2 separate regions of the Mus musculus genome follow, and region 1 is linked to region 2. A link is a contact called in ENCODE POLR2A ChIA-PET data. All regions are on one chromosome and are shown on one strand. Each heading gives the region's core, a stretch centred on a gene start or an enhancer-like site at or near the end of the contact. The rest is flanking DNA. Distances are from core to core; before and after follow the strand shown. Region 1 holds the start of Chadl (chondroadherin-like). Region 2 holds the start of Rbx1 (ring-box 1).

Region 1 (3,983 bases), core at 362-2,861, 230 kb before region 2:
TAAATAAATAAACCAACCAACCAACTACGTATCTCAGTGGTGATGGCACATACCTTTTGTCCCAGCACTTCAAAGCTGGAGCCAGAGACAAGAGCCATCTCAGATGCATAGCAACTTTGAATCCACCCAGGATTACACAACACCAGGATTACACAACACTGAAAACTGAAAGCTGCCATGCACCAGAACCACGGGTCTGAAATGTATGTGAGTGTCTGCTGGGATCCAGCTGTGCTGTCTCTTGATGCAGAGTGTCTGTGGGTTGGTTTGTTTTTTAGACAGTGTCACACTATGTAGCTGTGTCTGGTTGTTAGTTCCTGGAACTAAAGGTGTGTACTACCATATCCAGCCTTGGAAGTTTTGAAATATATACATATATATCCTCCAGAGATGCATGCTTAAATACACCTTTTCTTTTTCTTTTTCTTTCTTTTTTTTTTTTTTTCCGAGACAGGGTTTCTCTGTGTAGCCCTGGCTGTCTGGAACTCACTTTGTAGACCAGGCTGGCCTCGAACTCAGAAATCCGCCTGCCTCTGCCTCCCGAATGCTGGGATTAAAGGCCTGTGCCACCACGCCCGGCTACCTTTTATTTTCAGGACAAGGTTTCAGTGATCCCAGGCTGGCCTTTAACTTTCTATGTAGCCAAAGTCTGGCCTTGAATTTCTAACTCCACTAACAGAAAAAAGGGGAGGGGAGAAGAGGAGCTGTAAAAATATCTAAGACAGGACTAGACAGGGGGCTCATTGTAGAGGACCTGGGTTCAAATCCCTCACATGGAGGTTGACATATCTGTGATTCTACTTTGGAGGCTCTGGCGCCCTCTTCTGGTCTCTATGGGTACCAGCCATGCTTCAATGCACTCTACACATATAGACCACTCACATATAAAGTTAAAAAAAAAAAAAAACTAAAAAAATGTAAAATATCTCAGATGAACCGGTAAGTCTGGTATGTTCTTTAACCCTTCTAGTTCCATCTCCTAAGGTGTACACAACCACCTGGTTTACGCCTTAGGTCTGTTTATAGAATGAAACACCATATAATCCATTAGAAAGTGGATATAACGCTAGGCACCAATTTGGATATCCTCAATAATACGTTCACATGAGAAGGAGAATAGTTGCAGGATACAGATTTATGTGTGTGTAGCAGCTTCAGTGTGTGTGAGTGCATAAGCTCACGGAAAGGAAGGAGTTAAGGGCTCCCCTGTGCCTGGGTTCCAGGCTCCTACCTTAACTCCTGCAGCAACCTCCTGAGCTAGCTTTTAACTTTCAGTTGCTGAATAGTTCTTCCTAGGGTCGCGCGGAGTCCACAGGAGCCCAGTGATGCTCACCCACCAAAAGGCTCCTCCAGACACCACCCCCCCCATCTCCATCGCCACCCATGCCCACCGGCCAGTCCAAGGACTCAGGCCTGAGCCACGTTGTTAAGCCTGTGCTGCAATGGCAGCCTGTAACTCCAGCCTCTGCTCCCACCCCCTGCCCACAGGCTGGGGAAGCCCCAGCTCGGCTGGGCTGCTTACAATGCTTCCCATTCAGCTCGGTCCTGGCTGCCAAGCCCATGGGCAAAGGGGGGTGGGTACTGCCGGTGGCCAGGCAAGGACTGTCCCTGGTCTTTCCCTTGTGTGGGGCCTCCAGACAAGGCTGGCAGTTCCAGTCGGCATGGAGAGGTGAGTTTTGGGGCCCAGGGAGTTAGAACTAGATGGCTAGAGAGGGTCAGTTATCTGCTTGTGCCTCTGAGAGGCCAGCTATGGAGCCACGGGATCCTCCTGTACCTGAGGTTCCCCAGAGGTGGCCCCTAAACCAACCCCAGAGGTAGCTGTGCCTGTGCATCCTGTGGGGGTAGTGCTTTGTAGCCTTATGAAGTGGGATCTGTGGCAGTCCTCTTCGCCCTGAACCTTTTTCCTCTTCAGTTATCAGCCTAATAGGCCTCCTTCCTACCCTGACCCTCAAGCCAGAATCTAGAGAAGGCCGTCAGCGCTGAGAAAGGGGTGACTTCTGGGACTAAAAGGAGACAAAGCCAGACAGTAACAATCCTGGGAGCAACTACAGGGAGGTCCGTGGGATCAGGGAAGGCAGCTCAGAACTTACCTGCGACCCAAGCATATACCAGGGGGAGCTGAGTGAATTCGCTGCTGCTCGGTTTGAACAGTGGTGCCACTCAAGGTGTGTGTTGGAGAATCTAGACATTCTTCTTGAGGCACCAGGAATTTGGGACTTTTCACTCACAGGGACAGCGAGACACTAGGGAGGTTTCTGGAAAATTCCCTCTGGCTGTTGGGTGGAACAGGGGTGGGAAGAGGCCAGGAGAGCCATGGTGGCAACAATCATCCCTAAGAAGAAATGGGCAAGTGGCTGGAGTTGCAAGGTGGAGAGATGGACAGGTAGGTGGGTGCATCAATAAATAGACATGAGACCTACCTTGCCACCTCCCCCGTAGTACATAACTCAGGCCCTCAGTTCCCCTGTCACAGGCCAGTCAGCTGTGTGGACTCAGGTAACACGAGGACAAAGGGGAAGCAGGCACAGAGGCTTGGGCTGCCTGCTTTACCGAGACAGCATCTCTCAGGCTCTTCAGCATCTGGACCTCCTAGTCCACCCTAAAACCTGGGCTAGGTCTGGGCCTTCCCTCCTGCTGCCAAACCAGGGCTGATAACAGAAGCTCCTCTTCCCTCCCCCCATATGACGTGAGGGAAGAGAACCAAGCCGTAGCACTTTCCTGTGCCCAGAGAATGAAGGCCTGAGTCCGGAGTGGGCTGTCCTGGGTCAGGGGTTCAGTGCCCACTAGCATTGGTGTTCCCCATGGACAGCAGCACTCTGTCTGTTTCTCTCTGTCTCTCTCTCTCCCCCGCCCCTTCCTCCCTTCTCTCCCAGGCCCCAGAGCTCCATCTGGGTCTTTATGCTGTTGCTGTTCATGGTGTTGCTCCAGAGCCCAGCCTGGCACGTAGCTGCCCAGCGATGCCCACAGACCTGTGTCTGCGACAACTCAAGACGGCATGTTACCTGCCGGCACCAGAACCTCACCGAGGTGCCAAACACCATCCCTGAGGTCAGGAGAGGGAAAATCCTGGCATGGGTTGGCAGTGTGGCAAGAAAGAGTGGCAGGAGCCTGGGCTACACCAATGGCTCTACCACTGGCTGGCTGGTTCCTGCTTCTTGAGCCTGGGTTATCTAGGTCTGAATGGGAAGAAAAATAACCAGTGAGGGCCAAATCCAATGACACACACACCTTTAACCCCAGGACTCAGGAGGCAGAGGCAGGCAGGTCTCTGAGTTCAAGACCAGCCTGGTCTACAGAGTGAGGTCCAAGCTAACCAGACCCAGGTTTACAACAAATAGCAACAACAAAAATAAACTAAACAAGCCAATAGCAGTATAATTTATTTAAAATCCTTTTCGTGTGGCTGAGATACCTAGATGACCTGCAAATAATAATGTATTTGTGTCAGGTCCTGGGGTGAACTGGGGCGGGGGGTGTCTGGATAAGAAACTTTTTTGCCCGGTGGTGTTATGAACTAATGGGTAAGTAAGGCAAGAAGAAACGGATCACAGTAAGGGCTGCTCTGTGGCTAAAGAGACTCGGAAAGATGATGGGGAGAGGCCAAGGCTCGAGTGCCCATGTGGCTCATTCTCCCTTCCCCTCTCCTGTCCCCAGCTGACCCAGAGGCTGGACCTCCAGGGCAATATACTGAAGGTCCTCCCTGCAGCGGCCTTCCAGGACCTGCCCCACCTCACGCATCTGGACCTGCGGAACTGTCAGGTGGAGATGGTGGCCGAGGGTGCCTTCCGTGGCCTGGGTCGCCTGCTCCTCCTCAACCTGGCTTCCAACCGCCTGAGCACCCTGCCCCAGGAGGCGCTGGACGGGCTGGGCTCGCTGAGGCGCCTGGAGCTGGAGGGGAACATGTTGGAGGAGCTGCGCCCGGGGACCTTCGGCGCCCTGGGCTCGCTGACCACTCTCAACTTGGCCCACAACGCCCTGGTCTA
Region 2 (3,866 bases), core at 569-3,068:
CAATGCATTTTCCTTGTAATCTAACAGCTCATTAGGACTTCAGCTTGCAGCTTCAGTTACCAACGCCCCAGCCACAGGGCCTACCAAAGAAAGGATGTTTTTGGATTATACTATTTGGACTATATCAGAGGACAACAGCAGACCACCTGTACACTTCCCCATTCCTTGAAAGATGAAGTATATGAACATGGGTATCTTCAATTTTTTATATATAATGTAAAATAATTTAGCTAGCCAAACCAACGTGAGAATATTAGTACTATTTTCTGTACAGCTTTCCCTGACAGCTGTGGAAGAACTCAAAATCTGCATAAGCACGGGCTCTCCACAAAGTTTTGGACTCAGAGGCAAGGAAGTGAACAGACTGAACTAAGATAATAAATGGACCACTAAGTGGATAATCACAGGATAAGCTGGATAGCAAGTTACCTACCCAGTTTCAGTACACAGAACGAGGTCATCACTTAAACCTTAAAAGAGCACTGCAAGCAAAGTAGAATCCACTGCGATTTTCTTTTCCTCTTACCAAGTAAACTGATGTTCTCAACGTTCATATATCCAAACAATTACTTTGTTAGCTCCAGTAAGTCGACCTAAGACTTCTTATGTTAGACAAGGCACCCTTTTCAAGGACTACTTTGGTTTGACTTTCCAAATTCAAGCATAAGAGTTTAGTAAATTCTACATTACATTTTTATTTTTCATAATGGCTGCAGGCTGTAACTGAGCAGCAGTGGCCACAATGAGATGACACAAAAAGGGGGTGGGGTGAGGGATATTCTCAGCGACACGTTCCAAAAATAATCCATAAAAAGAAAACACCTTGCCCTCTTCAAGATCTTCATTTTTAACAGATCTGTGTAATCTTAGGTAGGAATCAACACTTTTAAAGGACTAGCAAACTATGAAGGGGAACGGCATACAAAAGGACGTTTCATATTTTTGTTTTTCTGTTCTCAGGTCATTAGCAATTAGTACTCCACCTTCTTAAATGGCACAAGTTCTGGGCTTGCTTTTAAAACAAAGCCCACCAGGCTTTTAAATTATCATTTTGTGTTAGAAGTGTACAGGGACATCAGAGAACCACTGGAGTGGCAGATGCTATGTGACAACTAGTAGCCATCTCGTTAGAACCAAGCTTTACACTTGACTGTGGGTTTAGAGGCCAATGGAGGCCGCCATACAATCGAGGGCCCACGCCAGGTCCCTCGGAGTCAATAGATTCTAGGATCCAGGAAGGGGCGGAGCAAGAACACCGGCAGAGCCCCTCTGCGCTGTCATCTCACGTTCCCGGGGTTCTCCGCACGGCCCCATCCTCCACCCGCCGCAGTCTCTTCACGAGTCTGCATCCCACCCACCCCACCCTGTCCTTCCCCCACCTCTCAGTCACTTCAGTGACAGCTCAAGCGCTTGGCTCCCGCATCGAAGTCAACCTCGCGTATTTCAGTAAGCAGCTCTGCGATTGGCCCCACAGCTTCCCCAGCAAGACTAATAGGGCCCCAGACACTGGGCCACCAGCATGCCGATCAACCCTAGGCCCGCCCCCCGGCTTCCGTTCTTGGTGCCCGGTCCCAGGAACGCCCTGAAATGAAGCCCTTTCCCCCGCGCCTAGCTCTTCCTCGGGCCTGCCAGCCATATCCGCGCCTCCCTAGCTTCCTTGAGGAAGGCGCTGGCGAGCCCAACCTTTTTAACTTCAAAGCGCTTCTTGCCCGCGCCGCTGTTGGTGCCGCTGGGGGTATCCACATCCATCGCCGCCGCCATTTTGGAAACACACAGTCTGTCGTGTGACCACTGCGCCTGCGCACCGGCTCACTTTCCGCCGCCTGCCCCGCACACCAGGCGCCTCCTCCCGCACCCCTCCCCTCATTGGCGCGAGCGTGGAGAAGGGGCGGAGCCTGCGGTCACGCCCCTTAAAGGCGCAGGCGGAGGTTTCCCGCCCCCCTCCTCCCCATCTCTCTCAGCTGGGGAGGAGGCTGGAGTGATTGAGGCGGGGCCGGGCGGGGCCGGGCGGGGCCGAGAGAAGGGAGCCAACCGGTGGGAACGTCCGTGAGGTCTCGATGCTTCTCGCATTCTGGGAAGCCCTGTGGTCTGACTCCTTCATTTGGGGCGGCGGCTGCTTCCTTCTTCTGCCCCAGGACTTAAGCCCTGGTCCAGATCCACAGAGCTGCCCCCGAGTCCGTGGTTGCAAAGGGCATGGGCTGGTCTTTGGAAACCCGAAACTCCAAACCGGCCTTCTGCTGACCGTGGTCGGCTTCGGAGCCAGGCGGTGTCTCTCTGGAGGCCTGTGGCCCGGCTTACCAAGGCCTGGTCACCGTCTGCGTTATCAATTTCAGATTGGGAAATTATTTGATAGGGAGAGAAGAGGCCCAGGAGCAAACAGAGCAGGCATTCTGCAACTTTGCCTTTATCTTCTCACAGGAAAGGTGATGGGGATGCCATAGTAAATCCCATAACCAGCCAGTTCTAAATGGTCCTCCTTTCTCCTCATTTCCTATCGAGTTTTGCTACTGTGCTACGATTAAATTAGTACATTTGTAGTGGCTGAACTTGAGTTCTGGTGAGGCATTCTGATTTTCTTACCGGTCATTACCATCGAGCTACAGAACACATACGTTTTGTAAGCTTCCATGATTAGTCCAGCCCTCCGCTGTTTTGTCTCCTAAATTTGCGGAGTTATGACTAGAATACATCACCCTTGAATTTCCTGTGTGTTCTAGTTCCCTCAACAGTACAACAAAAAGGGTTTTACCGGAAATGTGCCCCTCCCCCCCCCCAGAAAGGGTTTTTCTCTGTGTAGCCCTGGCTGTCCTGGAACTCAGGACTGGACCTAGGCCGGCTTCGAACTCAGAAATCTGCCTGCTTCTGCTTCCCAAGTGCTGGGATTAAAGGCATGCGCCACCACTGCCTGTCCTGAAATGTTCTGTTAAAAGAAATACTTGCTGGTGTGTAATGCGGTGTGTCATTGATGCACTTGCTAAGCAGGGCAATACATCCTGAATACCACCACAGTTTTAACTTGCACAGAGACTTGTGAGAGCCCTGCAAGGTGTGTGTGTGTCTGCCCAAGTTCTACCTCCCACACTAAATCTGTCATTGGTCTATGTGTCTACAGACCCCCTAAGGGATGCTAGAAACCCATAGTTAATTAAGATACTGAGGACATATTTATCCATTCGTCAACAACTATCCTGAGTATGTTACTTCGTCTTTTAATTTTTGGTTTATTATTATTATTATTATTATTATTATTATTGAGATAGGGCCTCACTCTGTAGCCCAGGCTGGCCTTGAAATCTGAGCAATTCTGTTGCCTCTACCTCCCAAGTGCTAGGGATAGAGGGAGGAGAACCACCATGCTCAGCTACACTGGGTTCTGCTTTAAACAGGAAAGCCACAGTGAAGTCAACTCAGTAAGGAAATAAACACAGATCAACAACTATATCAAGGTGTCTCAGGTGGCAATACATGCTACAGAAAACAAGATGGTGAGATTGAGGGGAGGAGGCAGTAATACATGTACATTTGAATAAAGGCATTGGGCAATTTTGTTATTGTGTGAACATTCTATAAAGTACTTACGCAAACCTAGATGAGGTAGCCTGTTACACACCTAGGCTATATTATGAACTTACTTCTCCTAGTTTCCAAACCTGCACACGTTGTTACTGTGCTGAATACCATAAGCAACCTTAACACGATTGTATTTGTAGATCTAAATACAGCAAACACACATTAAAAATACACTATCAAAACTCTAGCGATATAACTCAGTTGTAGTGTACACAAGGCTCTGCATTGCATCTCCAGCACTGCAACAAACAGGTGTAAAACATGAAACCAGGTGAGGCTGGACAGATGGCTCAGTG

The links. ChIA-PET counts read pairs that join two places held with the same protein, here RNA polymerase II (POLR2A).
Region 1: POLR2A ChIA-PET joins it to region 2 with 31 read pairs in embryonic stem cell. The contact joins the promoter of Chadl here to the promoter of Rbx1 in region 2. POLR2A ChIA-PET finds 5 or more read pairs at or near these places in 4 of 5 experiments (Patski and embryonic stem cell).

Annotation. Positions count from the first base shown.
Region 1 is chr15:81,694,915-81,698,897 of GRCm38, reverse strand. It overlaps Chadl (chondroadherin-like), which reads left to right and starts at 1,611. Exons shown (of 6, transcript NM_001164320.1): 1 at 1,611-1,669; 2 at 2,874-3,048; 3 at 3,655-3,983. The coding sequence starts at 1,662.
Region 2 is chr15:81,464,268-81,468,133 of GRCm38, reverse strand. It overlaps Rbx1 (ring-box 1), which reads right to left and starts at 1,818. Exons shown (of 5, transcript NM_019712.3): 1 at 1,684-1,818. The coding sequence starts at 1,761.